3 separate regions of the Homo sapiens genome follow, and all the other regions are linked to region 1. The links are chromatin loops, found by intact Hi-C in ENCODE. Cell type or tissue: heart right ventricle. All regions are shown on one strand. Each heading gives the region's core, and the rest is flanking DNA. Links, peaks and the distances in the headings are about the cores only.

Region 1 (10,048 bases), core at 1,270-9,269:
TTATTCAAATACTTTCATAGTACTACTATTCATAAAGGCAAAAATTTGCGTTACATGTTCAACAAATTGGGGCACAATTAAGAAATTATGACATACGGGCCAGGCACAGTGGCTCATGCCTGTAATTTCAGCACTCTGGGAGGCCAAGGTGGGTGGATCACCTGAGGTCAGGAGTTTGCGACCAGCCTGCCCAACATGGTGAAACCCTGTCTCTACTAAACATACATAAATTAGCTGAGCATGGTGGTGTGCACCTGTAATCCCAGCTACTTGGGAGGCTGAGACAGGAGAATCACTAGAACCCAGGAGGCAGAGGTTGCAGTGAGCCAAGATTGTGCCACTACACCCCAGCCTGGGCAACAGAGTGAGACTCTGTCTCAAAAAAAAAGGAAATTATGACATGCGAATTCAATGGAATATCATAGCACCACTAAAATGTCACCTATCTCCAAATCTAGAAAAGGATATATTAGGTAATAAGTACAAAAAACCACATGCACACACACAATATAAAACTGTCTAAAGAGTTGAAAGAGTACAAAGAATATTTTACATTTTAGGAATCTGTTGTCCTATGAAATTTCTACTAGCACAATAAAAGTAAAAAGTTTGAAAGAATGCATTAATAACGACTAAATGAACACCTCAGTAACCATAGCTTTGTGGAATTTGAGAGCAAATGGCAAGGGGAAACTTTGGCTTGATACTAGTTGTCTATAACAATAAATTAAATAAAACAACAACAAAACAAAAAGTCCCCAGATTATGTGCTTCAAGCTTGCACAGTTGGTCAATAGAAATTAATTCTTCATAAATTCAATGCAAATTATTAGAATATAGGTAGAAATTAATAATTCATAGCAGTCATAAACCATGAAAATATTATGGTATTTTTACTACTTTGAATTACAGAGATTCCCTAAAAGTAGTCCAGTTTCATAATATCCAGAAAGTTGCTTGGTTTTAGGATCAGATGATTGATTTCAGACTAAACAGAGTAACCTCCCATCAAGATGGCTCTGCTTATAGAATACGCCATGATGGCTGTTGGCCATTTCAGTATATTAGGGTTCAGAAAAATTAATTATAGATGCGGACAAAGAGCCCCACATTGGGACAAGTGACTTATGTTCCTGCAGACACTTTGCTTCCACTTACAGGCACAGACACAGATTAAAGTGAGGCCATTTTTACTCCCTGGTCTCCAATTTAAGAGAAATATATTGCTGTGTCTTAGAGTCTCCTCTTTCACGGAGGTAATCCCCAAAGCCACCATAACCCCACATGCAGTTTTTCTGTTCTTTTGTATGTTATGTTCTTTTTCAAAAATCCCAGTCTAGGGAAGGGCCAAGCAATTCTCAAATTCCACCCATTAAAATGATAAAAAGAAATGGTACTTACTTCTGCTGATGGAGTAGGAGACAAAGTCCTCGGAGACTAGAAAAATAAAAGAGAATTTAAAGTCACAATGTTTGTTAACTCTTTGCCGTTTTGTTTGTTTGTTTGTTTGTTTGAGATGGAGTCTCGCTCTGTCGCCCAGGCTGGAGTGCAGTGGCGCAATCTCGGTTTACTGCAATCTCCGCCTCCCAGGTTCAAGCGATTCTCCTGCCTCAGCCTCCCAAGTAGCTGGGACTACAGGCGCCGCCACCACCCCCAGCTACTTTTTTTGTATTTTTAGTAGAGATGGGGTTTCACTGCGTTAGTCAGGATGGTCTCTATCTTCTGACCTCATGATCCGCCCCCCTTAGCCTCCCAAAGTTTTGGGATTACAGGCGTGAGCCACCGCGCCTGGCCTCTTTGCCAGTTTTAATTAGAGTTGTTTATCAGAGTCAGCTGTAAATATTAGCCAACATGTACCTGCCAGCATCCCTCCACATCTCCCTGTCTTCTGATCAGGTACAAATGCATCTGCCATGGGGCTCAGACAGGTAGACTCTGACAAAGTTCCGGGGAGATTCTGGTGCACATCTCTGCCTAAGAACCATGAATAGGCCGGGTGCGGTGGCTCACGTCTGTAATCCCAGCACTTTGGGAGGCTGAGGCTGGCGGACCACAAGGTCAGGAGATCGAGACCATCCTGGCTAACATGGTGAAACCCCGTCTCTACTAAAAACTACAAAAAATTAGCCAGGCGCGGTGGCGGGCGCCTGTAGTCCCAGCTACTTGGGAGGCTGAGGCAGGAGAATGGCGTGAACCCGGAAGGCGAAGCTTGCAGTGAGCCGAGATCACGCCACTGCACTCCAGCCTGGGAGACAGAGCGAGACTCTGTCTCAAAAAAAAAAAAAAAAAAAAAAGAACCATGACTAGATATGATTGTGATACATACTTAGGTGATTAAGCTAGACAAGTTGGAACCATTTCCCTTATATATTCAAACTACGCTCATTTTACTATGATGAGTTACAGCATCTACTGAAACATAGGATCTTGTTCACATGGTTGTTGACTAAATTACAACCACAGCAATCACCATAAAATAGTTTGATAACTAAAATAGGACTTTGGTGACCAGGCATGGGGCATCCTGCCTTGGCTGCATCGCCAATCTCACTATCATTCACCTCGCCAATCTCACTATCATTCACCTCTGGCTTCCATCCTCCTAGGCACACAGGCTTCCTTGGGGCCATCAACAGGCCAAGCTTTCTGTCACCTCAGGGCCTTTGCACTTGCTGTCTCTTCTGCTGCCAGTGCTTTTCACCCAGACACCTGCAGGGCTCATTCCCTGTCAGCGCTGATGTCTCTGCTCAAACCCACTGTCACACAGCATCTCCGTGACCATTCTGTCCAGAGGAGCAACCCAGCCCCTGGTACGCTTTCTCTTTACTCTGCTTCATTTCTCCTCAGAGCCCTACCACTCTGTAAAATTATATTACATATCTGTTTCTTTACTGTCTGTCTCCCACGTGATGCCACAAGCTCCATGAGGGCAAGGACTGTTTGTTTACAACTACATATTCCCAGTGATGACAGCAGCTCCTGGGACACAGTAGTTGCTCAAGTATTTTCCAGATGAATAAAATGTTTACAATTAAAATGCAAAAAGCTTTCAAATAGAAATGAAATTCAAACAGAGCTATGGAGAACACAGCCAGGGGTGGACTTCTCAGTTTTAGAATTTGCCCTTTTCCCCACATTCTATAGTAAGTGGGCGGACTGTCTGTATTCTAAGCCTTCACAAGCTCCAGGGTCTCCTCTGCAGCTACAGCCTGTCTCTAGGGGGTCTCAGCTGGGTGAAGGCTGGTCTCAAGGTCAGGGCCCAGGTCTGCACCTGCACTGACAGCAAGGCCCTGGAGGCACCAATGGCTGCACAGAACTAATCTGACTCTTGCAGTGTTTCTTAAATGGCAATATGTATAAAGGCCAGGTGCGGTGGCTCACACCTGTAATCCCAGCACCTTGTGAGGCCAAGGCGGGTGGATCACTTGAGGTCAGGAGTTCACGACCAGCCTGGCCAACATGGAGAAACCCCAACTCTACTGAAAATACAAAAATTAGCCCAGCATGGTGGCACATGCCCGTAGTCTCAGCTACTTGGGAAGCTGAGGCAGCAGAACTGCTTGAACCTGGGAGGCAGAGGTTGCAGTGAGCCAAGATTGCACCACTACACTCCAGCTGGGTGACAGAGTGAGACTCCACCTCAAAAAAAAAAAAAAAAAAAAAAGGCAATATGTATATGAGGTCTATAAAAGAAGTGTGTTAAACTTTAATGGAATAAATAATAGAACAGCTTGTAAATTTCTCTCAGTTGCAAGATGCAAGTATTGGGAAAGAGTTCACTAATATATCTGATTTCTGATCCCAGGGGCACCCTCTATGCATAGAGAAAACCATGGGACATAATTCCAGGTTATGACAGTAAGTATGCTGATTACGAGAGTAGCCAGCATTTTTCTTAAGCACTTATTATGTGCCCAGTACTGTTCTAATGTAAATAGCTCACTTACTCTTTACAGAAAACTTCTAGCATAGGTATTCTTGTTCTCTATCTTGAGTTTGCAGATAAGGAGATTGAGGTATATAATTTCCCCAAAGTTATGTGGTTAGTCAGCATCGGTCTGGTTTTTCTTTTTTTCTTTTTTTGTGGTGGTGGTTTTTGTTTTGTTTGCTTTGTTTTGTTTTTGAGACAGGGTGTCACTCTATCACCCAGGCCGGAGTACAATGGCATGATCATGGCTCAATGCAGCCTCAACCTCCTGGGCTCAAGTGATCCTCCCATCTCAGCCTCCCAAGTTGCTGGGACTACAGGCGTGTGCCATCATTCCTGGCTAATTTTTGTATTTTTTTTCTGTAGAGATGGAATTTTGGTATGTTGTCCAGGCTGGTCTCAAACTCTTGGTCTCAAGCAATCCACCCACCTTGGCCTTGGCCTCCTAAAGTGCTGGTATTACGGACATGAGTCACCATGTCTGGCAGAGTCTGGTTTTAAATGCAGAGATTTTCACCTCAAAGCCCAAACTCTTGAGTGCTTAATGTTTTACTGCCTTGATGGAGCTGCTGGGAAACGCACACAGACACGTACACTGCACACCATGAACCCCAAATCCTTAACACCATTAAAAAAACTCACATCCCCTTGCTTGTATGGGTTAAACATTAGTAAATTCTCATCCACAGGGTCCAAGGCCAATCTCTATGCACTTTGTTCAGGAACTTCCCCTCGCCTCTTATGCCCTACGAAACTCTGTGGGGTTCAATGGCAACTGACAACCCGGGCCAATGCACCTGCGCTTGAGAGCGGCCGCAAGTGCAGCTACAGCTAAGTGACCACTAGGTGGCACTACATGAAAATGGATATCACTTCCTGCCACAGGGACCTTTTCCACGCAGAGCTATGCTCTGGAATAAAACCCAGATTAGAAAGTAAATAAATAAAAGGAACAATATATATAAAATAAAAAATAAACATAAATATAATTATCAAATAATATTATACATCTGGAATTGAGAACAATTAAACAGAATCACATTTTCATGCCTTTTCTTCTCCAAGACCTCAAAGCACTGTGAGATGCTAGATTGTTTATATTCTGTTTTAACCTTTGTTGAATAGCTGATTTGTCAGCTATTTGTTAACATCTTTGTGGACTAAAATCAGTCTACAGATGATTCTAATTCAAAAAATAAAAGAGAAAAAAATGAGAGTGAGCCGATTGGCCAGGGGAAACGGACTTGGGTAGGAAGCGACCACAGAGAACCTTCAACCCTGAGATGGGACCGGGGAGGGGAGGACCCCAAGGGGCTGAGAGGCTCTGGTCCCGCAGCAGATGGGTCTGCAGGCCGAGTATTAACGAGCCCCAAGAGGACAGGTAGCAACAATGGTAGAAATTGCCACATGCTCAGTATTTCCCCCAAGTCTGGCCTCTGATAATTGCTTTACATAGATTAGCTTGCTTAATCCTCACTAACACCCTATGAGGTAGATTCTATCATCACCCTATCTGTTTTACAGATGAAGAAACTAGGACCATTTTTCTTATTTTTTTAATATATATAGATGAGGTCTCAACTATGTTGTCCAGGGTGGTCTTCAACTCCTGGCCTGAAGCAATCCTCCGGCCCTCAGCCTCCCAAAATGTTGGGATTACAGGTATGAGCACTGTACCTGGTCCAGGAAACTAGCAGCAGAATGGCTGTCACATGGTCAAAGTCAAACAATCGGCATGTGGTGATCCCTGGGTTGAGACCAGGTAATTTGATTCCAGAATGCTGGCTCACACTCCTGTGCTAGACTGTTGCCCCATGCGCTCTACTTTATTTTTTCTTTCACATGCTAACTTTCTTAAGTTGCTGAAAACTGTAATTACCAAAATTTAGGGGGTGTGTTCTCTCTCCTCATGATGCCATGAATATACTTAAAGCTTATCACTAGACTAAGACCCCCAGGAGACCCTCACTCCCTTATTTGCTCTGCCCAGCTCACACAATCCCCACCCCCTCCCCACCTCCCGACAGCTTCCATCCCAGCATGCTAATGTTTAGCTGGTCTTCACTGTTGTTTGATGTGCCATTGTTCTGTTCTCCCACTTCTCATGATGGGCTTCTGAATACCTCAAAGCACCTGGTCTAGAAATCTGCAAATACTAGGCAGACAAAAGACCACCTGATTTACCTGAACTCCAAATGGTAGTTATTACAAATGTGACAAAAGGGAAGGTAAATTGTTGTACAACTCACAACCAGTAGGAATGTATTACCTCTCCAAGGCTCTGTCTCTCCTGTTTGTCATCATAGCCCGAAGTGTAGAAAGGCTCATAGGTAATAAGATCTGGACGTTCAATGTCATAAATTGCCTTGACCTTCGGAATGGCTGCTAAATCCTTGTAATCCAGGATCTCATTGTCTACTTTTGCCTGGCAAAGTTAACCAGAAAGAACAATTACCTTGTAGTCTGACTGCTTTAGGAAACTGTAGTTGGCGCATTTCCTGTTGTTTAAAAAGTGAAGGCCTTAAAATAAACAAAAACCAAAACATCTTGCCTAACACAGTTATACTCTTCAGAAGTTGCCCTTTATACCATATATTAATCATGTTTTTTTAAAAAAGTCACTGAACGCTTAGGAAAAAATCTGTGTAGAATTCATGAAATAGATAAATGTGCAAACCTTAAGGATAATTTCCTGAATTTATGATAGTAAAGGAAAAAGCTCAAACAGATGGTCCAATAATCCTCTCAGATGGCTAAAAACAAGAACTGCATAATTAATAAACTAAATATTTAAATATCTTTGTGGTAGAATTTAGGAACACTCAGTATCAGCTTCATAAAATATATATTTAATCCCCAAATATCTATATGCAATTTAGGTGCAAGAATTTTTTTTTTTGAGACGGAGTCTTAGGTGCAAGAATTTTTTAAGTCCCGCAACATATTACTACATTTTACAGGTCGTCTGATCACTCTGTTGATGGTCACATAAATGTAATTACCTAAAGGTAAAAGTGATTGAGGAGACTGTTCTACAAAAATGAAAATCAGGTCTCATAACAAAAATAGAAATCACTTTGAATCAGTTTTTGTTTTGGATTACCCATTCTGCTATTACAATCCACTAATTTACCTGTCCCAGAAATGTCACTTCCAGAAGTAGATACTTACATAGATAGTATGACCTGGTGAGCCAGGAATACTGGAGCCTGGCCTAGAATAAATACTTTCCGAGGATGTCCTGGTAGGCTGTAAAATAAACAGTGACTTGTAAGACTTCGGACCCTGGCTTCAGAATCTAGACTGTCCTGGGCCCTTAAGCTTTACTAAAAACTCAGCTAGTGAAAAAAAGAAACACTTATCACCTTTTTGAATAAGGTAAAATACAACCTAGAAGGAAAGGTAAATGCAAACTAGTTGTACGATCCAGTTTTGAAAAGGCATGGGGAGGCCTTTCTCTGGCCCTTCCTGCTCCTTGTCCCCTACGAGAATTTCTGGTTTACCTTTGAGCACACCTCAAAGCTTCCCATTTCTCTCCCTCTCTACTGCCGTAGTCCCAGCCCCAGTCACCACCTCCATTCATCCAGATTATTGCAATGGCCTCCCTGTGAGTTTTCTGCCTTCTCCCCTCCCTTCTTCAAATCAAATCCACCTGGCAGGCAATGGATAGAGAGACCTTTTTTTTTTTTTTGAGACGGAGTCTCACTCTGTCGCCCAGGCTGGAGTGCAGTGGTGCGATCTTGGCTCACTGCAAGCTCCGCCTCCCAGGTTCACACTTTTCTCCTGCCTCAGCCTCCCGAGTAGCTAGAACTACAGGCACCTGCCACCATGCCCGGCTAATTTTTTGTATTTTTAGTAGAGACAGGGTTTCACCGTGTTAGCCAGGATGGTCTTGATCTCCTGACCTCGTGATCTGCCCGCCTCCACCTCCCCAAGTGCTGGGATTACAGGCGTGAGCCACCGCACTCAGCCGAGAGACCTTTCAAGAACATAATTTGGATGGTCACTACTCTGCTTTTGTCTCCAGCATTGATATAGTTTGGCTGTGTCTCCACCCACGTTTCACCTTGAATTGTAATAATCCCCACGTGTCAAGGATAGGTCCAGGTGGAGATAATTGAATCATGGGGCAGTTTCCCCCATACTATTCTTGTGATAGTGAATAAGTCTCACGAGACTGATGATTTTATAAATGGGAGTTTCCCTGCACAAGCTCTCTTGCCTGCCACCACGTAAGACATGACTTTGTTTCTTATTTGCCTTCTGCCATGATTGTGAGGCCTCCCCAGCCATGTGGAACTGGAGTCCATTAAGCCACTTTCCTTTATAAATTACCCAGTCTTGGGTATATGTCTACTAGCGGCATGAGAACAGACCTAACAGAAGCATCCATTCAGAATAAAATCACAACAACCAGGGCCTCAGGATTCTATCCCTGCCTTCCCCTCCTACCTCGTCTCTCACCTGTCATCACTCACAGAACACAGCGCACAAAGCTGCCTCGGAGTTCTCATCCTCGCTTACTGCTCCCTCTGCCTGAAATGCCCTAGCTCCCAATTTTACTTGGATGATTCTCTTCCTTCAGTCTTGGCTTAAATATCACCTCCTCAGAGAGGACCTCCCTGATTCAATCCAGAGTTGGTTCCCCATGTTGTTTTCTCTCATAGTGTCATTCTTTTTTCCTTCATGAGTAAAATGTGTAATTATATATTTATTGTTTTCCTTGCATCGTGTCTGTCTCCCTCATTAACTTTAGTCATGCTCTCTGCCCTCATAGAGTTTATTTTTTAACCACTGTCTATACCCAATGCTTTCCACAGGTACACAGAAGGCACAAATCCTAGTTGAGGGAATGAGCTAGAATTTATTACTTGTAAACAAATACTTAGTTTGCAGACACTTGACTTATGTTAATTACACGATTTGAGCCTAACTATATAGAGAGTCACTGAGGTAAGGCTGGTGGGTCGGCCTTTGGGAAGGATGAAAGAAACTGGACTTCATAGTATATACCTGAAGAACGTGGAGAGTGAGAGGTGGTTATGTGAGCAGGAAGGAAACTTATGAACTAGGATCAGCTGCCTCCTGCTTCTGTTTAACATATTCTGGAAAGCTCTGCAGAGAAAACTCAAGGCCTCATTTTGGAACACTTCCTCCCCTCTGTTGCAGCCATTTCCTAAAGAGAGTAACTTATAGTTCTACAATAGGAATAAGACCTTGCCTTCTCAGTAGTTTCTATTGGTGTTTAATACCTTGAATGTGGGCACCACTGAGCCAAAGAAACTCCTTCAGACAAGGGTGTTGTCTCACTATGCTGTTCACAGTTGAAGCAATGAAGGCAAACATATCTGGCCAATTCAGGTCAGGCAGTGATTTGACTCATTGCTGGAAGACTGTGATCAGTCTTTTTCAGCCAATGCCCCTGGTATCTTTGAGATGCTAGGGTGGAAGTGGCTGGGAGAAATCACACCACACCCAGGTGGAGGTGCACCAGGTGCATCACTTCTGGGCCTCCTCCCCAGGACCTGCCGTGCACAAGCGCTTTCCTGCTAGAGTTATACCAATCACAGGCATATCTCAATATGAGAAAATTCTACCTCTGAGTATGTTGAAAAAGGAAAGACTCACATAACACTATTCAAGAAATGTGCAGGCTGGGCGCAGTGGCTCACACCTGTAATCCCAGCACTTTGGGAGGCCGAGGCGGGTGGATCACCTGAGGTCAGGAGTTTGAGACCAGCCTGGCCAACATGGTGAAACCCCATCTCTACTAAAAATACAATAAAATTAACTGGGTGTGGTGGCAGGCACCTGTAATCCCAGCTACTTGGGAGGCTGAGGTAGGAGAATCGCTTGAACTTGGGAGGCGGAGGGTGCAGTGAACCGAGATTGTGCCACTGCACTCCAGCCTGGGCAACAAGAGTGAAACTCTGCCTCAAAATAATAATAATAATAATAATAATAATAATAATAAAGTGCAATTTCTAGATCCATTTCCTAATCAAAATATAGAAGTGGCACAATCAAAATGTATTCCTCCTTTACAAGGAGATGCTACCCCCTGAAAAAGCTGAACCTGTATCCATCTCTGTGAGATAATTATTAACCACAGGTAGTCCT
Region 2 (10,048 bases), core at 892-8,891, 150 kb after region 1:
GGATTCACCCCTGCAGTGGGGAGCTCTAACCTGCTTGGGAGAGCCGGCTATGCCCAGCCCTTCCCAACTGTATGGTTGACTCCACCTTGGTAGCTTGAAATTGGCTGCAGTGGAAGCATTTATACCATGGAAACTGGCAAACTTTACAGATCAGGGCCTTCCTCTTCCTGCCCTCTGGAGAGCTGGTTGTTAAACATTTACCGGCACACCATTGTGCCAAAGGTTATACTGATTCCAAACTGCAGAGTGAAGCTTTTCATTCAAGTGCTTATAAATTTCAGAAACAAGAATGTGAACCCTTTCTGAAAAGGCACTCTTGCTCTTGCACTGTGAATAAAGACACAAACCTGCCCTCACCTGGGTCTCTCCAGTGTCTGCACACCCACTGGGAGATGAAAGCATGAGACCTGTGTTCACAGCATCCAACTTGCAATGTCAAACATTCTAGAATGCTACACATTCTAGAACTACTCTCTAAACACCTAGGCTCCTGACTCCTCCCAGACCTGAACTTCAGGCTCCTTCAAGCTCTCTTATGACCTAATTTTGCTGGGTGTAACCTCTGCAAGAAAATGCAAACACATATAATCTGTCACCTTGCTAGGTATTCTTCTATTCATCCCGGTGACAAGGGAGCATAACCCTGGTGGTTGATCATTCTCTTATTTACCTTCAGAATGGCCTCTGCTTGAGTGGAGAAGAAAAGATTATCTCCCAAAGTTTAACAAAGCACTTAGTGAAGACTATGGCTTGAAAAGAAAAAACATGTTAAAATCCAACATGGGACTGGGAGGAGAAGGGAGAGGAAGAAAAAATTTTTAAATCCCTCCATGGAACTCCTAAATGTAACCTTCCAACACTTGGAAAGTAGGCCGGGTGCGGTGGCTTACACCTGTACTCCCAGCACGTTGGGAGGCTGAGGCAGGTGGATCACCTGAGGTCAGGAGTTCCAGGACAACCTGGCCAACATGGCGAAACCCAGTCTCTACTAAAAATACAAAAATTAGCCAGGTGTGATGGCACACACCAGTAATCCCAGCTACTGGGGAGGCTGAGACAGGAGAATCGCTTGAACCCGGGAGGCAGAGGTTGCAGTGGGCTGAGATTGCACCTCCTACACCTTATTAATGCATGCCATCCTCCCCACTAAAGTATTAGACATGTTTTTCACCAACACATCCCCACCCCAGCAAATGTCCTCAATATCATTACATCTCTGCTACCTTTTTAGGAAAGAGCCCATAACAAGACAGATATAAAAAAATCTGAACGAGATGCCATCAGATCAATGCCCCACTCACAAGGGAGTTTTCACAAACACAACTTGCCTAGAGGAATGTCAACACCAGTGTCAGCACCAGAGATTTGCCGGAAAATTAGAAACATTAGGATATCCCTATGAGTAATTGATCCCTCACTAAAGTAAGGTGCTAGGAGGGGTTCAGGGCACAGCTATGAAAAACACAAGTGTGGGCTGGGCGTGGTGGCTCACGTCTGTAATCCCAGCACTTTGGGAGGCCAAGGCGGGTGGATCACCCGAGGTTGGGACGAGACCAGTCTGACCAACATGGAGAAACCCCATCTCTACTAAAAATACAAAATTAGCCAGGTGTGGTGGTGCGCACCTGTAATCCCAGCTACTTGAGAGGCTGAAGCAGGAGAATCGCTTGAACCTGGGGGGCAGAGATTGCAGTGAGCCGTGATCATGCCATTGCACTCCAGTCTGGGCAATAAGAGCAAAACTCTGTCTCAAAAAAAAAAAAAGAAAGAAAGAAAGAAAGAAAAACACAAGTGTGTATCTTCAAATAGTGTGGACTGTCAACTCATTTGTTAAATCCCTTTGCCATGCAACAACCAGAATGATCTTTTAAGTGCATAATATAAACAGATTACTCCACTAATCCTTCTTTCACTGCCCTATGGAAGATGCGCTCTGGCCCCACCACCTCTTCCAGCCTCTTCTCACACTCTTTCCACATCCTCCCAAGCTCTGGCTCTTGCTGCTTCAAGATCTCCAGGCATGCTTTTCCCTGCCCAGAAGGCTCTTCCCCAGCTGTTTGCGAGCCCAGCTCCCTCTCCTCCTTCTGGTCACACCCTCAAGCTTCTAGGTCACCTCCTCTGAGACTTCTCCCTGAACTACCTTGTTAAAGGCAGTCTCCCTCCGACCCCCATCTCAGTTTCCTCTCTTTATATTTACCACAGTCTAAACATTCTATTTCTTTTTTCTTTTCCATCTTCTCCATTACAAGGTAACTGCCATTGTATTACCAGGGTCTGGCACCATTGTATGCACAAAGCCAGCACTCTATAAATGCATGTTCAATATGTTCATGTTTTGAATACCAGCCTGGCTTTCTGTCTCTTTTCCAGAGCAACAGTCTTTGGGTGAAACTGAAAGTCAGAAAAATACCTTGGGTTCACCAACAGTGTCTACTATCAGTTAGGTAATTTGAATGATGTCAATACCACTCAACCGATGACAAAAAATAAAAGACTCATTTAAGTCTCTGACTCAGAAAAAAAAAAAAAACAGCTGAAGGAAGGAGCTGATGGACCAGTCTCAAACCAACCCTGGCTAAGCTCTCTGAATGAGAACCACACAACAAAGCACAATTTCCAGCTGACCTGACTTGCAGGGAGGAGTTTGGGTGGCCCCAGAGCCTTGGAAAAGCTAAGTGGCATGTCCCCAGAACAGGACATGATGAGTAGTGTTCTACTCATATTTATTTATTTTTTATCAAAGTTTAGGCTAAGTGTGGGCGGTGGCTCACACGTGTAATCCCAGCATTTTGGGAGTACAAGGCAGTAGGATCACTTGAGCTCAGGAGTTTGAGACCAGCTTGGGAGACATAGCAAGACCCTGTCTCTATAAGAAAAAAAAAGTTTAAAAAACTCAAAGAAACAAATATGCTTATAATGCATGATGGTAATTGCCTGCCCCACTCCTCCCAACCATACCTATAGCCAACAGCCAGCAGGGACTGCTGCAGAGCAGGTGGGCAGCTTCCTCCAGTGGGTGTCCTGAGCACACATGGCTTCCAGCCTCAAACACTTTACAACTGTTCATATGATGCCATCATGTTCCCGCATCAAAGCATCATTAGCCACCTCATTTCATTCCACAACAAAAAGAGCAGTCTCATTAGCTTGCTTGCCCAAAGGATCTGGGCACTGAAAATCCAACAGGTCCAGTTCCTTGGTGAATTTCTATCACTGAACAGTAGAGCTTACTGGCCACAGGAAGCCACTGATGTGGTCCTGGAGTACTGTGGCATGACAAAGGTGACAAAGCGTTGTTCTACTTAGGCAAGCTGGAAGACACTGTCCAGTGGAAAGGAGTGGACCCTCCTGGGTTCCTTGACTCAGCTATCTCAGCTCTACTTACTTTCCAGGATCCTCAAACTAATCTGTTACTAAACTCCATCTCATTGGACACATTGTCCTGATTTTACTCAGTCGAAAGGAATGACAGTAGTAACAGAAGGAATAGCAATTACTGAGCTACGTGCCAGGAGGCAATGGGTGACCAGGCGTTGTTTTAAATGCTTTATGTGGATTAATTGATTCAATTTTCAAAATTACCCTATTAATTGGTACTATTATTGTCCTTATTTTCTGATGAGGAAACTGAGGCAACAGGAGGTTAAGGGACTTGCCCAAGGTGGCACAATTAGTAAACAGGCAAGCTGGATTCAAACCCATGAAGACTGGTTGCAGAGCTCTCATTTATAAACACGACTTACTTTTTAGGCAAACCTATGAAATCCTGAAGCTTTAGGGAATAATTTTACAAAGCCACCAAGGCAACTGAAGGACAGCTGTACCACAAGGGGCAAGTGAGAAAGAGAAGGATATATACTATAGTGAAGGGCGTTCAGCCTCTGAAAAATCCTGGCCGAAGGCAGTTGAACACTGTCTCTCTTTCTGGTTACAAATTTAATTCTTCTCACTACCTACTTTTTTTTTTTTTTTTTTTTTTGAGATGGAGTTTTGCTCTTGTTGCCCAGGCTGGAGTGCAATGGCGCGATCTTGGCTCACTGCAACCTCTGCCTCCTGTGTTCAAGCGATTCTCCTGCCTCAGCCTCCCGAGTAGCTGGGATTACAGGTGCGTGCCAACACGTTTGGCTAATTTTTTTTTTTGTATTTTTAGTAGAGATGGGGTTTCGCCACATTGGCCAGGCTGGTCTCAAACTCTTGATCTCAGGTAATCCACCCGCCTCGCCCTCCCAAAGTGCTGGGATTACAGGCATGAGCCACTGTGCCCAGCTTCTCACCACCTACTTCTTAGTCCTGTTTTATCTGCAAGGGACCTCGGGCCATTCCTTTGGCTCTGGGCTGTGCTTCTACTCTGATGCTTAAAGAAACTCCACAGACCAACTGACTTTCATTAACATTTATTGAGCACATGGCACAGGCCACATTTGAAATTTTCGCACACTATTTCACTTAAATTAACCCTAACAATAAAGATATGGAGTGGGAAGTATGGGTTTTTTACCCCATATTTATTTATTTTTTATCAAAGTTTAGGCTAAGTGTGGGCGGTGGCTCACATGTGTAATCCCAGCTTTTGGGAGTACAAGGCAGTAGGATCGCTTGAGCTCAGGAGTTTGAGACCAGCTTGGGCGACATAGCAAGACCCTGTCTCTATAAGAAAGAAAAAGTTTAAAAAACCCAAAGAAACAAATATGCTTATAATGCATGATGGTAATTGCCTGCCCCACTCCTCCCAACCCCTATAGGCAAATGTGCTCAACTTTTGGTGTTTTTTCTTAACACTATGCTTATATCAACTCAGTCATTAGCTACTGACATCCTGTTTCTGCAGGTGAAGATTCGGCTCTTACCAATAGGCCTACACCACAAATTTTGGTTAAACCCATGGTCACTGTTTTACACTTTGCGAATGTAATTATTGTTCTACTAGACTCTGTAGTGCCTCCTAGGAATAGATTCCCTTTCTTGTACAATGGTTTTTGTTCTCTTAGATTTAATCGTTTCCCTTTCTCCCACTTGCCTAGCTCCTGATGAATAATCCATCATGTTTTCTACCTATTTTGTTGTGATCTACTAATAATTTTTTCCAATGCTCAAACTCACCAGATAACTTATCAAACCTCCTGATGTGGAGAGAAAATTGGGTGTTCTCAGTATTGTTTTAACTGAAAAAAACCCTGACTCTGAGACAGGTTAGGAGCTTGGCTCTATGTCCTCCAGGAAGTGGTAGAGACGTGATTTGCCCACTACCAACTGCAGCACCAGCTCCCTGGAAGCACACTGCCCCTGGGTAAAGATGTGCAGGCTGTGGCTGCACAACTCCAGAGGGTGCTGCCCCCAACTCAGATGAGAACAGTGCCCTGGAGAGGCAAGGCACAGGCCCTGTCAACAAGGTGCCTTCCAATCTCGTCTCCAATGCTGCTCCTGGTCATCTTGCACCACGCTAGCCCCCAACCTGAAAGTACTGTGTTGACTGCCGACTCTCTGGCTGGCCTTGCTTGCCTGATTCATGTTTAGTAGTTGGCATCTTTGCCTACTTATTATGCAAAACTACCATATTAGTGTTGCCTCACTGTGGTCGTGTGGTTTTCATGGCAGGGATGGCCTTTCCCTGGGGGTGTCTCCATCATATCAACTCTCTCCAATGGCAAGAAGCCACTCCTGGGCTCTTGTTGCAAAAGTCCAAGTGCTTTTTGAATCCTGTTGTATATTGCAAGGGTGCTTTCAAGTCAAGATAGGGGTGATGACAGACATGCCCTGCACCCAAGGAATGGTTAAACCTTTCCTGCTGCATGGAAGGCCTGCTGACAACTCACCTTTTGGACATTCCTGAGGGAGGGGTGAACTCTCTCCAAAGCCCTTAAATTATATTTTTTCTTTTTTTTTTCTTTCTCTTTCTTTCTTTTCTTTTTTTTTTTGAGACAGTGTCTTGCTCTGTCACCCAGGCTGGAGCGCAGTGGCACGATCTTAGCTCACTGCAACGTCCACCTCCCAGGTTCAAGCAATTCTCCTGCCTCAGCCTCCCGAGCAGCTGGGATTACAGGCATGCACCACCATGCCTGGCTAATTTTTTTATTTTTAGTAGAGACGAGGTTTCACTATGTTGCCCAGGCTGGTCTCGAACTCCTGACCTCAAACAATTCACCTGCCTTGGCCTCCCAAAGTGCTAGGATTACAGGCGTGAGCCACTGTGCCTGGCTGAAATGATATTTTTTTTCTGGAAAAGCTCTTACACATCAAAAATGAATGCTATCCAGCATGTAATGCTCGACAATGTAGATGAACAGCTGGTCACTGAGGGATGGGACGATGCATGGCAGATAGTCCTGGTCCTGATCTTGCTCCTCCCTCCCTGGCTGTGATACAAAAGCAAGGAAACAAGGTAAGCGTGGTGAACACAAAGAGGAGAGGCAGACTCATAGGGAAAAGTGATCCCAACTGAAAAAGCAATTCCAGAAATACCAGGCTTGAAAGCTGACATGGGCTCTACGAGTGTTTTCTTTGGACTTCCAGCTGGAATTCAAACAGTATTTTACTCTGAATTTAACAGTTGGGTTAGTTCTTAATTGTATCAAGCACCCAAGACAGATGACACCAAATTCCGGCCAACTTCTGTTAAGGATAAAGTGGCAAATGAAAGATTCAGACATTCTTTTGTCAAAACCTGTCCCGTTGCAAGTGAAGAAACCCAACGTAACCCAAACATACCTATTATCACAATAACAGGAGTACTCAGAATGGAAACATGGTTGCCCACAGAAGTACCTTATTCTGTTTCATCAATAAAAGTTTAATTAGTTAGTGTAGAGGGTCTAAGCCAATGCTTTTCAAACTTTGGGTCTTGAACCACTGGAACATAAAATAAGTTTAATGGATCATCACCGGCATACTTAAAAAGTAGAAAAGAAACTAGCAGAGAGTAAAGGTAAGTATTGCTTCATGTGAGTTTTATTTCAGCCATTTATATGCATGTGTATATGAATCCTGGGTCTTGCTGTGTAAAAGTGTGTTTCTTCCTGGGGTAGGCATGGTGGACAGGTCATTAAACTCCAAACCATAATCGAGAGGCCCTTTGACTGAGTCCTACCCACAGACATGTTTTGTTTGGCCCACACAATATTTTTTTTTCTTCAGAAGAAGTCTCACTCTATCGCCCAGGCTGGAGTGCAGTGGCGTGATCTTGGCTCACTGCAACCTCCACCTCCTGGGTTCAAGCGATTCTTCTGCCTCAGCCTCCCGAGTAGCTGGAATTACAGTTATGCACCATCAGGCCCAGCTAATTTTTTTGTATTTTTAGTAGAGACGGGGTTTCACCATGTTGCCCAGGCTGGTCTTGAACTCCTGACCTCAAGTGATCCGCCCACCTCAGCCTCCCAAAGTGTTGGAATTACAGGCATGAGCCACTGTGCCTGGCCACACACAATATTTTTTAAAGAGAAAGTGAAATCATTTGCCAATATTTAAACATCTGGAGATTTTACATAAAAATCCCTATTTCCAGCTGCTCTTGAAAACTGCAAGGCCTGGCAACTTGACCTGCATCCCTCCGTGGAACCTAGGATGAAGGACAAAGTAACTCTTCCCTTTAGGGAGGGCCATGCTCTGTAGTTTGCCCCAGGCTCCACTCAGGTCACCTGCCTGATTCTCGGGGCATCCATACGTCTGACCCCAGTTCTAATCATCCTTAGCTCAATGTGACCCACAAAACCCCCCTACTTACCTCTCCTTATGTCCATTGCTGTATGATGTGGCCAAAATGCTAAACTGAGCTGCTTGCATCTCCTCAGACAGGAGGCATACTTTATTGCTTCTGTTTTACCCACTTGAGTCCCTTTCTCGCCATCCTCTTTTTATCCACTATTGCATTCCTGTTCATCCTTCAAAGCCCAATCTTCCATGACCATCCAATAGCATTCATCACTTTCTGTCCTGCAGTCCCATATTACTTTCATAGTTCCCCTTTGAGTACATTTCACATTGTATCATAATGACTTATCTATGTGTGTCTGTTTCTTGCTAGAAAGTGAGTGCTTTCAGGTCAAGAACTGCATTTTATGTGTTGCTATATCTAGATGGCTTATCTCATATTAGAGTCTAAAAAAAATTTCCCAAATAAGAATAACCATCTCCCCGACCCATACACCTCATTCATTCACTTATTAGTTCATTCAACATTCACTGAGTGCTTACTATGGAGCAGACACTGTGTAATGAATATAGGTTGAATCAAACACCATCCCCAACATTAAGAAACCTACAGAACTCCTCAAATACCAATCTTAAATGCCCCCTTTTCCATAAAGCCTTTTCTGATTCCCTTGGGACTATAGCTCTTCCTTCCTTAGAACCCCCATAGAAGATTGTTCACCCCCATTCTATCACCTGGTGTCCCCTCCATTTTGCATTCTCCATCAGCATCCCTCTCAACACCTGCTAACCCATTCATCCACTAAATGTAGGATCTTTCCAGTGTGTCGAGTTATTCTCGAAGTGCCTCACAGATAAGAGACCTCAAGAAAATTGTAATGTGATCAGGCCGCTACTAGAAGCCCTTCGCTATGGCTCATTGCTATTTCTGAGTTTTAGGCTAGGACCTCTACACATGCCAGAAGTGGTAGCATTTTCCAGGTAAGCAGGGACAGAGGGGCATCCAATCCTTCTTTAGTGCTCAGCATAACTGGGCTCTCGTCCTGCGGACTCCAATCCCCATCAGTCCTAAAACTGCTCCTTGATGGCCATTCAGAAGGTGTCCCTCAAGTGGCACATGGCAGCAGTCCAGTAGACACCCACCTAGCTCATGTGTCACTATGAGATGGTCCATGGACCCAGGCACCCATAGCCCCTATCATTTTTCCAGGAAGGGAGTACTCAGCCTTCTCTCCCATTCCCCATCAGATACTCCAATGAGGAACAACCTTGCCACCTTTTCCTATCATCCACTTTTCTTTTTCTTTTTTTTTTTTTTTTTGAGACAGGGTCTCACTCTATTGCCCGGGCTGGAGTGCAATGGCACGTTCATGGCTCATCGCATCCTCGACCTCCAGGCTCAGATGATCCTCCCACCACTGCAGCCTCTTAAGTAGCTGGGACTACAGGCACACACCACCATGCATGGCTAAATTTTTGTCGGGGGATGGGGGGAATTTTGTTTTTTGGAGAGACAGGGTCTCACACTTCCGAGCTCAAGTGATCTGCCTGCTTTAGCCTCCCAAATTGCTGGTATTATAGGTATAAGCCACTGTGCCTGACCCACTTTTCTTAATTCTTCTTAAACTTTTCCCTTCTCATGTTTCAAATAGAGAACAACAGAAATAAACAGAAGAAAAAATACAGACTACTAGAACATAGACAGAATGCAGTTGACTCTTGAACAACACGGGTTTGAACTGCACAGATCCCCTTGCACACAGATTTTCTTCTACCTCTGCCACCCCTGAGACAGCAAGACCAAACCCTCCTCTTCTTCCTTCTCCTCACCTGCTCAGCATAAAGACAAGGAGGATAAAGGCCTTTATGATGATCTACTTCCACCAAATGAACAGTAAATATTGTACAGTGGTAGTAAATGAAACACTCCAAGCCTAAACAACATATTTCAATTCCTCAAAGATTAAAGAGGGAGTGGTAGCCTTTGTGAGCCAAGATAGCTGATTAACTCTTTTCCCTTTTTTTCGTTTGTTTTCTGAGACAAGGTCTGGCTCTATTGCTCAGGCTGGAGTGCATGGCGATCTCAGCTCACTGCAACCTCTGCCTCCTAGGCTCAAGCCATCCTCCCACCTCAGCTTCCTGAGTAGCTGAGACTACAGGCATGCATCACCATGCCTGGCTAATTTTTGTATTGTTAATGAACTTTTACCCAAAAATTCCAAATAGCTCTATGATTCCAGGTAAACATGCTCATCTAAGTCTTGGAAACATAGGAGTGATGCCTGCAGAATATGCACACCTGTGCCTTCATTCTGAATTAATGTTGCCTTCTCCAAGTCACGCTGAGCCCCAACTCGCCCCCATGAAAAAGTAACTTAAACTTCCTGCCAACCTTTGCTCCCAG
Region 3 (10,048 bases), core at 586-8,585, 210 kb after region 1:
GAATAAAGAAGTGACAGTGTGCCAGTTATGAACTTAGCCGTCAAGAGGTCACGCATATTTCTACATGCTGTCTTGCCCTTCTGTGTCAGCATGATGAAAAAGAAAGAAAGAAGGAAAGAAAGAAAGAGAAAGAAAGCAGCATGACACCAACCATATGTCTCATCAAACCTAAAATCTTACTATCTGGCTCTTTACAGAAAAAGTGTGCTGCCTGCTCTTCTGAGGGCTTGCCAGACCCCTGTTGTTTGCTATTAATTTTCTCCCCACCAAACAGGCCAAGTTAGAAATATCTTAAACCTTGCCGGGAGTGGTGGCTCATGTCTGTAATCCCAGCACTCTGGGAGGCCTAGGCGGGTGGATCACCTGAGGTCGGGAGTTTGAGACCAGCCTGACCAACATGGAGAAACCTTGTCTCTACTAAAAATTACAAAATTAGCCGGGCGTGGTGGCGTGTGCCTGTGGTCCCAGCTACTCAGGAGGCTGAGGCAGGAGAATTGCTGGAACCCTGGAGGTGGAGGTTGCAGTGAGCCGAGATCCTGCCATTGCACTCCAGCCTGGGTAACAAGAACAAAACTCCGTCTCAAAAAAAAAAAAAAAAAAGAAATATCTTAAACCTTTTAATAAATTGCATGTTTATTCAACCATGAAACATAAAAATGCAAAATGTCTCATTGGGAAATGCCACATTCTGGAACAGAAATGCCCCAGTTTTCGTCATCCTAAGAAGTCAGGCCAGAAAAACTCTATACTCTTTGGCTCTCTCATTCCTTTGTCTCCCATTCATGCGAGAAGACACTATCTGCCTTTTAAAACTAGGAATATGGATTACTTTGATGAAAATAAAATAGATAAATAAAACAGCTAATAGTTGTTATCCCCTAATTTTGGGCAGCGGTCAAAGGGAGCTTTTGCCTCTCATGTAGTGTTTGAAATTTTTACAATGAAAGCCTATTCTTACATGATTTTTATAATTAAAAATAAGCAAAACACACAGACATAAAACTAAAATAAAATTACCAAACTAGAATCAAGGCCTTGGATTCATAGCACTGTTCAACGTTATAAATAATTTGCAAGAATCTGAATCTCCCAGATGGAACTCTAATTGCCAATTATATAACCCATTCATTATTACGCGGGAGGCACTGTGCCATGAGTCTTATAGATATTCTCACTTCATCCTCACAATCTTATAAAGCAGACAGTATTGTTATCTCTATTTTACAGATGTGGAAACTGAGGCTTAGAGAAGTTGAGAAATTTGGCCAAGATTACACAGCTAGTAGGTGTCCAAGCTGCCATCTGACCAAATCTCTCTGCTTCTAGAGCTCAAGCACTTCACCAGTGCATCATGCTCAAAAGGAGCATGCTTTCCTTCTACAAGTCCATAGTTATGCATTTATATTTGTTAAAATCACTTTGAAATTTACCAAAGAACAATCATGTTAGCAAGGGGAAAATAAATCCCCAATCCTCTGTGGCTCTGGCAGTGTGGAAGGGGCAGAAATGGTTTCTGAGGACAAGAGGCACCCTTCCTTCATACTGGAGCCATGGTGACCCATGCTCAGATCTGCCCCTTCTAACCAGCGAGGTCATCTATATCCCGAAGGATCCCCCGGGCCTTCCCTAGCCAGCTTTCTAACATCTTTAGATGATGACATCCTCTCACATCATTTATCCCAACACTTGCATTCTCCACTCTTGCTCAGGTCATTACATAATGTCTCATGTTGGTTAGTTGCCCATATATGCCAGTGGACCTTCCAGGATTATCATTCTAAATGACAGAGATTTATTCTGAACAGTCCCTAGCATGGTGCCTGCCACCTGTTGAAAAGTGCTTGTAAATTAATTACAGCAGAATGTTACTTAACAGCTCCAATGCCAAGTATAGGGATGGCTCTATGACTCACCAGGAGACCCTCCCTGATGAAGCTACCAATTAGAGACAGACTATTACAGTGACAGTCACTCTAAATGTAAAAAAATAAAGATGTGGGTGGGGCCAAGAGCCACAATCAGTGAAGTGGCTGATTAATCCATGAATCTGCAGGTACATTTAGCTAGTCATACAACCAGCATTACCTTATATATGGAAAATGGGGCTACCAGACCATTTTAGCCATTTTATATATTTTTTATTTTAATTTTTATATTGAGAGAGAGAGTTTTGCTCTTTTTGCCCAGGCTTGAGTGCAGTGGCACGATCTCAGCTCAACGCAACCTCCGCCTCTTGGGTTCAAGTGATTCTCCTGCCTCAGCCTCCTGAGTAGCTGGGATTACAGGCGTGTGTCACCATGCCTGGCTAATTTTGTATTTTTAGTAGAAATGAGGTTTCACCACGTTGGCCAGTCTGGTCTCGAACTTCTGACCTCAAGTGATCTGCCCGCCTCAGCCTCCCAAAGTGCTGGGATTATAGGCATGAGCCATCACGCCTGGCCTAAACCATTTAAAAATAGTCACCAGGGATGTGCTTCCCACAAAATAATGCCACCCCATGAACATGCTGGCATTTTCCCAAGAGCACTGTGTATACTACATCCCCTTCTAACTCTCTACGCCACTTCAATTCACATGACAGCAGGACATATGTTTCCCAGGCAAAATATTACAAAGAAGAGTGATAGCAGGCTTGGGGAGTTCCTGTTCCAGGAAGATATTCAAGGTACCCTGGTGTGGTCACAAGCCTGGGGAGCCTATGACTCAGACAGAAGCTCCTAAGACTCAGTCTATTGCTGACTGTTTTATGGAAATCCAGTGCCCAATTCTCCGAGCATGCTGCCTGCTCCCACTCCTGGGGCACGTTCCTGGCAATGTCATGCTCTGATTGACCCACTGGTCACCGACTGTGGCAGCGCTCATTTGCAGTGGCAGCTGTGACTGCCTTTGGAAGCAGGAAAACCTGTCTGGCATTTCCATTCTCTCATATGAAACCTAAAAGTAGTGCTAATCGGCACGATGCATTTTCCCTCTTTTTGGAAATGAATGACATTTAGTGATAAGTCTTGTAAAATCCCAATATTCTGAATTGCTATCCTGGCTACCACCCCAATATTTAAACTATGTTAACGATGGAGACATACATGTCAGCAGTCAGATTTTAATATAAAATTAACGGCTGACTATCTCAAAGTCCTAAATTACTATTAATTGTAAACAAACACTAGCTCTAAGTATATCCTTTAGAGCAGAAGGTTGTAAGTCACTGTATCAAAGTCTTAAATCAGCAGCCACCTAACTAGCTAATGCTTTCAAGCTGTGCCAGGAGAGAAAGGACAGGATGATCTTCTCTTACTAAAGAGAGATGGATGAACAGCTGCAAGCTTTGCTGTTGTTTTAAAACATCCGGGAACCAGCTACTGAGAATAATAAATAAAATGTAAGCAGGGTCAGACTTATTTATTACATATCCTTTCAAAATATCCTTTTGTTTAAAAAAAGCTAATTAAAAGTATTGCCCATATTCCCTATAGAGAGTACATTTAAAACAATGCAGAGTAGCAAAACCCCTTATGTTCCAAACATAAGGTGTGCCTGTTTTTAAGTCTTGGAATAATTTGCCAACTTCCAATTTAATTATGACTGAGCTTCAAGTCAACTGCTGAGTGTTCTAGAGATACGGTTTCTGTAGATTCCAGCTGGTAGCAAGTGGAAAGACTCCAAATACCTTAAAAATATGCCACGGAGTAGAAGGGAGGAGAGTAGTTAAAAAACAAGGAAGAGAAAGAACGTTGTTCTTTCTGGCTTGACCACTAAAAATATAATTAGATGTATCACTTACTCTGTTTACTTACAGTCTCTCTGCGTGTAAGATTTCTTCCAAAACCTGCCCTATCTTTCTGGAAAGCCAAACTAAAATCCACTCTTTGTACAGTACAAGAAAAACAGAGGACTTTAAATTCATTTAAATAAAGACATCTAGACATCTTGAGATATTCTAATTTTATCACTAGGACCCCATTCAGTTGGAAAAGACATAGCATCATAGTTTTCCACTCTAAATGTATCAGGAATACACGAATGCATTCTAATTAATATGCATAGTGTCCTTATTAAAATTCAAATTCTATATTTGAGGAAAGTCCAGAATGTCAAAGAATCTTGTGTAAACCTGAGGTGACGTTATCCTTTAGAAAGAACAGGGGAGGGCTGTTCTTGGCTGACCACCCACGTGGGGCCATCGTCCACTTTAAGTTTTCCTATTCTAATGTTTGTCAACTTTCGTCTTTCCAGTAAACGTCCAAGGCAGGTCAGTGAGGAATAGGAAACCACATTACTGGACTTTTAAATCAGCATAGTCTTTCAAAATCATGCTCATTTACAGGAGAAAACTGTGTGGCATAAAAAGCCACCATGAATTATTCATCAGTTACAGCGTGTGCCAACCTCAGATTCCTTTGTACCTCGTAACAAGTGTATACATGTGAAGTGTAGCAGACCCGGCTCCCCAGTCCTACCAGTCCTGGGTACAAAGGCAAACCCAAGCTCACCGGAGGTCCTGCGAAACAGAGAAGAGTGGCGAGATTGGAAGTGAAGGAGGGAGGGGGCCCAGCCTACCTGCCGTATCTGGAATTACCCACGAGTCTACTCTCCAGGAACCAAAATAAGTTACACTCTCTTATCTTAAGGGGTCCAGTATCAAAGGAATCAGCAACCGATCGCCACAGTCCCTAGGTTTCAATGGAGCAGCCTGTGAGACTGCGTGGGGCCACCCTCTGCAGTTCTGTTGGACGTGGTGTTGGCTGTCGGCCCCTGGGGATGCTGAGCAGGACCAGCCGGGGCACTCCTGAAGCCAGCCAGCCTCACCACGGAACAAACTCTCCCATCAAACACAACTGTAGGGAAAGCATCCTAGAGATGACATCCAAACTCAAACAAAATGCCCAGAAATAGGATCACAGGTGTTTGCCCACAGTCACTGAAGATGCCTTTTAATGTGCCCAAAGGACCAACCTACTGTTGGTTGAGTTGAGCTGGGCTACTGCTACAAAAGAGTCATGTCGATTTTAACATCCTGTTATATTAAGAATATATGTAAATATGTTGACAAATAAGATGTGCATTTTATACAGATATGTACTATCACAGAAATAGATTGTAAAACAATCTTTTACTTATTATCATAAGTGTAAAACAATTTTATCAAATGGAAAAGCCCTGCATCTTTCCTCATCTTTAAAGACACGGTCGACCCCAGACAGAATATATGCTGACTTTACAAAATGGACGGTCTAACCTTTGTAGTCTCCCATGGTGTGATGAGGGTCCGTGAGCTCAGTCATTTCCAAGGTCATTAACATGCACAAAGCTCCAGGGTTTCAGCTTTTCTTCACTAGGCATCTGGCACACAGAAAGGCTGCAACACTCCTCAAAGGAGAGGCTGGGGCCCTGGCTCTCCTCCCAGGAGTCTGTGGGCTGAACTGGACCCGAGGGAGGGGTGTGCCACCGGTGGGTGTGCCACAGCCAGCGCAGGAAGAATGAGGAGTTTCCTGAGTGACTCTGGCTCCTTCCTCATGTACAGATTCTGCATCCCCTTCTTCTCTCGACCCTGCCCCTACCACTTCTAAAGAGACCCCTTGCAAAAGCACATCAGCTCAATGACGCCACACCCACTGAAAACACTCGTTTCTGGGAAGCCACTATTAGAACACGCCAAGAATGTTCCTAGGATTTTCCTGCATTCTGCACAATCCAGAATCCAGATTTTGATCACTATCATTTCACAATAACTGAAACACATGAAATAAAGAAAGAAAAGGATCGATTATTCCCCAGCCTTCTGCCTCCTCTTTTTCCTTAATGAATTACTATCTCAACCAGATGGGCTTTTAATTATTTTCTTCACTACTAGAATTTTTAAAAAATGCTATAACTTGGAGAGGCTTCTTTTACTAACAGCCTGATTATTCATTATGGCTTTGGAAACAGTTCCCTGACAAACTCCTGGTATGAGACGAGCCGTGGACTTTGAGCCTTTTTATATTAGGTATACAAGCTGTCTGAAAACAATGACCTCATCCGGAAAGACTCAGGAAAGAGGCATTTTTTTCCTTTCGTCAGTAATGCCCTGATGTTGGGCTGGATTATCCACCACCCACAATCCAACTTTTCTCACAGTTATTTTTGAACACCGGGAATTTTGCATATTGGAAAAGTTATGAAGACAGTTTAAATGGAAAAAGACCCTTAGGACAAATATCCTTGGCATCAGATACACACATTGGCTAAGAAATAGGAGGAAACTGGCATAATTGCTTTAAATGTGAGGGTAAAACATTTAATTCCTCCAATAAAGATGTAACCAGCAGCACCCGTTGTGAGATATTAATTTAATGTAAGGCCTATAATCAATCCACTGGAAAACAAGACTATTTGAAACACATTGGCCAAATGCAAAGTTTGATTAATTGAAGAGTCCTGGCTTACTCTCTTCCCCAGCTAAGTGGCTTTTTTATTTTGTTTTGAAATGACTCGGGTAGACAGCCATCCTCATGGGTCACCCTATGTGCCCTTCCCCTGGTCCAGGCTACTGCCTGGAACTTGGTGCCTCTGATAACGTCCTCCTGACTTGGCTGTAGCACCAGGCGCCAGACAAAGAATCACAACTGGATTGCTCGTTGATAAAATGCTTGCCATTTGCAGAGCTGTCATGTGTCAGCTGCTGCCAAAGGCCAGTCGCATCAACTGAAATCTTCTGATTACACCTAATGCCTTGCATTCTCATGATAGTGATTCCATATTTTAGCCTAATGTGTTTTTTGTTAGTGTCTTGGGATTTTTACCATAAGGATGGAAGTCTTTCATCGTTGCATTCTTTATTCTTGTTAGCCTGCATTTAAAATGTAATGGAGGCTAGTTTTTCCTACTCCTTTAAATCTCGAAGTATTATTCCTACTTGATATTAAATGAGAGAAGAAACCAAGTACAGAGCTACAGCTATTTTCAGGGGCTAAAATAGGGTGCTAGTTTAAAAATAACCTGCATTGCATTGGTTCCTTGCCTTTTACAAGGCAGGACAGGGGCAAAGTGGGGGAGCAGGCAATCCAATATTGAAACTTTGATTTTTTTGAATGTTAAGCAATAAAGTGATTCTTTCCTAATCATAGTCCTCCAAATTTGACTTGTGTTAGTTGAACCACAATTTGGTTGATGATTTATTATAGTCAAGAAACTGGCCAGGTGTGGTGACTCATGCCTGTAATCCCAGCAGTTTGGGAGGCCGAGATGGGAGGATAGTTTGAGCTCTGGAATTTCAGACCAGCCTGGAAAGTATTGCAGGACCTTGTCTCTACTAAAAATTAAAAAAAAAATTAGGCAGGCATGGCGGCCTGCACCTATAGTCCTAGCTACTCAGGAGGCTGAGGCAGGAGGATTGCTTGAGCCCAGAAGATTGGGGCTGCAGTGAGCCATGATCACACCACTGCATGCCATCCTGGGTGACAGGGTGAGACCCCGTCTCAAAAAAAAAAACAAAAACAAAAGAGGTGAAACCAACTGCCTAGAAACTTGTTTAAAATGCACAATTTTCTTTCTCTCTTCCTTCCTCTTTTCCTTTCTCCCTTCCTTCTTCTCTCTTTATCTCTCTTTCTTTCTGAGATAGAGTCTCACTCTGTCACCTAGGCTGGATTGCATTGGCACAATCACAGCTCACTGCAGCTTTGACCTCCTAGGTTCAAGTGATTCTCCTGCTTCAGCCTCCCGAGTAGCTGGGACTACAGGCATGTGCCACCATGCCCGGCTATTTTTTTTTTTTAATAGAGACAGAGTCTCCCTATATTGCCCAGGCTGGTCTCAAACTCCCAGACTCAAATAATCCTCTCGCCTCAGCCTCCCAAAGTGCTGCGATTACAGGCATGAGCCACAGTGCCCGGCCTCAAACAACCACTTTCTAATTAAATAGCAATGGAGCTTATACCATGTCATTTTGAAATCAGAGACACGGTTGTGTGTTCCTTATCTTAAAAACACAGAGCAGAAATCTTTCCCAACCACGCTTCTAGAACCCTTCACAGGAAAGTGACCGTCACTTAGCAAAACAAATACAAATGCTTAAAATTGCATCTTCACCTGTATTTGAGAAATGCTTAATTAAATATTGTTAAACAGTTTTCTTAACCATGGACTTACTATGTATTAATATGCAAGTGTGCCTGTAACTAAGAGATAAATAAGATAAGAAGCATTTCCTGAATTTATTCAACCAGAGAACCCCCAACCCAGTACAACTATGAACTTTTCACAAAACAGAGCTTGGAAAACATTTCTCTGAGGAAGGAGAGGGCTAGAAAGGGTTTTAGAGATAATTTCCATCACAGTTTCAAAGATAAGAAGTTTCAAAGCCAAAAATTTAGGGACTTGCCCAAGGCCAGCAGAGGATATATAAGGAGAACAATTCTCTTCTGCCTTGCAACATTTTGAATGGCTACAATAGGCCAACATGTTTGGCTCTGTTTGCAATTAAGGTATGACCGATAGTGATGCTGTCGTACCCTGGTAACACAGATGCTGCTGTGTTCTTAGGCAAACAGGATACCTTACAACAGATTATGTTAAAAGACCTCGCCTAGGCCTGCTTTGCAATTACAGAATAGGAGACAAAGCTTACCACCATGTAATTTATGACAGGGCTGAGAGTGAAAAATAGCAGATATCAGTAACAAAACATTCAGAGGGCCTTGGCCTCATCTTTTAAACTAAGCAGAAGAGACAGAAACTTGAAGCAAATTGAATTCCACATGAAAAATGATTCCTTTGGGAAAGATAAAAACTAAATTTCTTAAAAGGTCAGATTCAATAAGGAAGAAGAAACTTCTAGACTTTATCTAGAAAGGCACAGGAAAAAAGTAATGATTTGGCATTTTCCCTGAACTTGTCTTCCAATTATATTCAATTATAAGCCCAAATCATTGGTCCCATCCCAAGCTCAGCTATACAACTTTGTTGGAGAGCAGTTTCCAGAACTATTAGGTTGGGGCAAAAGTCATTGTGGTTTTTGCCGTTGAAAGTAATGGCAAAAAATGCAGTGACTTTTGTCCCAACCTAATAAAAGGAGTGTGCAGTTCACCACACACTTAAACAGAAAGCTTAACCTAGAAATGGTCCTTATAGCACACAACTACGTCCTCCGTGCTAATATTCATTCCAATTTCTGCTTATAATTTCCAGGTGGGTCCCATGAAATTATTTTTGTGACTGGAAATGAAACTTCATGAGCTTTTCTGTTATCAACCCCTATTACATACGGTCCCTAAGTGCATTCCGCTTCTAATTATTCTTTTTATATGAAAAAACTCATGTAATCAAGAAACGTCTAGACTTTATCTAGAAAGGCACAGGAAAAAAGTAATGTTTGTCATTTTCCTGAACTTGTACGCCAATCATATTCAATTATAAGCCCAAATCATTGGTCCTATAAACTTCATAAACTGCAAAGCTTCATAAACTGCAAAGACAATGGCCTCATTATTGTTCATAGCTCACATTGACCGAGGGCTCACTCTCTGTAGGCATTGAACAAAGATTCCCTCATTGATTTCTTATAACCCTCTAGGACAGGGACCATCATCGTCTCCATTTTAAAGATGAGGCAATTAAAGAAAAGTTGAGAAGTTAAAGAAATTGCCCAAAGTCACTCCGCTAACAAGGAGTACAGTTGGGATTTGGACATAAGCAGCTAGAATCAGAGACTGTGCCCAGGATGCTAAAACTATTCTCAAGAATATTAAAACAGCTCTGGATGAATCAGTAATCAGAGAAGATGCCAAAGCCATTTTCATGCCTGAAGTAATGGTAGGGTGATATAAAAGACAAGTTCAGCAGTCCAAAAATTTAGCGTATACCCAAAGGCTGTTTATGCTTTTTCCAAAAAGTCTGAATACTCAAAGACTGTATGTGTGCAGGGAGGGGTTCTTATTATTGACGTCAGAAGAATCATTTTTCTGAGTCACATTCTGCTTTCAAGAGATTTTCCTGAATTAATCTCTTTCACAAAGACGGCTGATGGGTAGTCCCTGTCTCTACGGAGGCTGCAGAGAGGGAGGCCATCGTA

What was found. A loop is a pair of places that touch in the nucleus more often than their neighbours do. Peaks named below come from ENCODE experiments on the same cell type or tissue, not always from the same donor. Only the 100,000 strongest peaks of a DNase experiment are listed, where the experiment ranks them.
Region 2: it touches region 1 in a loop (5-fold over the local background); 4 of 110 quality-filtered maps call a loop at or near these places.
Region 3: a loop joins it to region 1, with 2.6 times the contacts of the local background. A loop is called at or near these places in 31 of 110 quality-filtered maps.

The regions. Positions count from the first base shown.
Region 1 is chr10:114,466,780-114,476,827 of GRCh38, forward strand. It overlaps ABLIM1 (actin binding LIM protein 1), which reads right to left. Exons shown (of 23, transcript NM_002313.7): 9 at 7,100-7,177; 10 at 6,198-6,353; 11 at 1,402-1,437. Among named protein-coding and RNA genes, the nearest start is that of AFAP1L2, 67 kb to the left of the region's middle. In heart right ventricle, for the core only: a CTCF peak has its summit at 4,760 (motif pointing right); a DNase peak (open chromatin) is centred at 4,732; H3K27ac peaks cover 4,640 bases.
Region 2 is chr10:114,613,300-114,623,347 of GRCh38, forward strand. All of the region lies in intron 1 of ABLIM1 (actin binding LIM protein 1), which reads right to left. Among named protein-coding and RNA genes, the nearest start is that of ABLIM1, 40 kb to the right of the region's middle. In heart right ventricle, for the core only: no CTCF peak of the experiment used is centred there; no DNase peak of the experiment used is centred there; H3K27ac peaks cover 7,631 bases.
Region 3 is chr10:114,679,054-114,689,101 of GRCh38, forward strand. It overlaps a transcript of ABLIM1 not described here. Among named protein-coding and RNA genes, the nearest start is that of ABLIM1, 26 kb to the left of the region's middle. In heart right ventricle, for the core only: no CTCF peak of the experiment used is centred there; DNase peaks (open chromatin) are centred at 2,772, 4,628, 5,498 and 6,585; H3K4me3 peaks cover 4,623 bases; H3K27ac peaks cover 8,000 bases.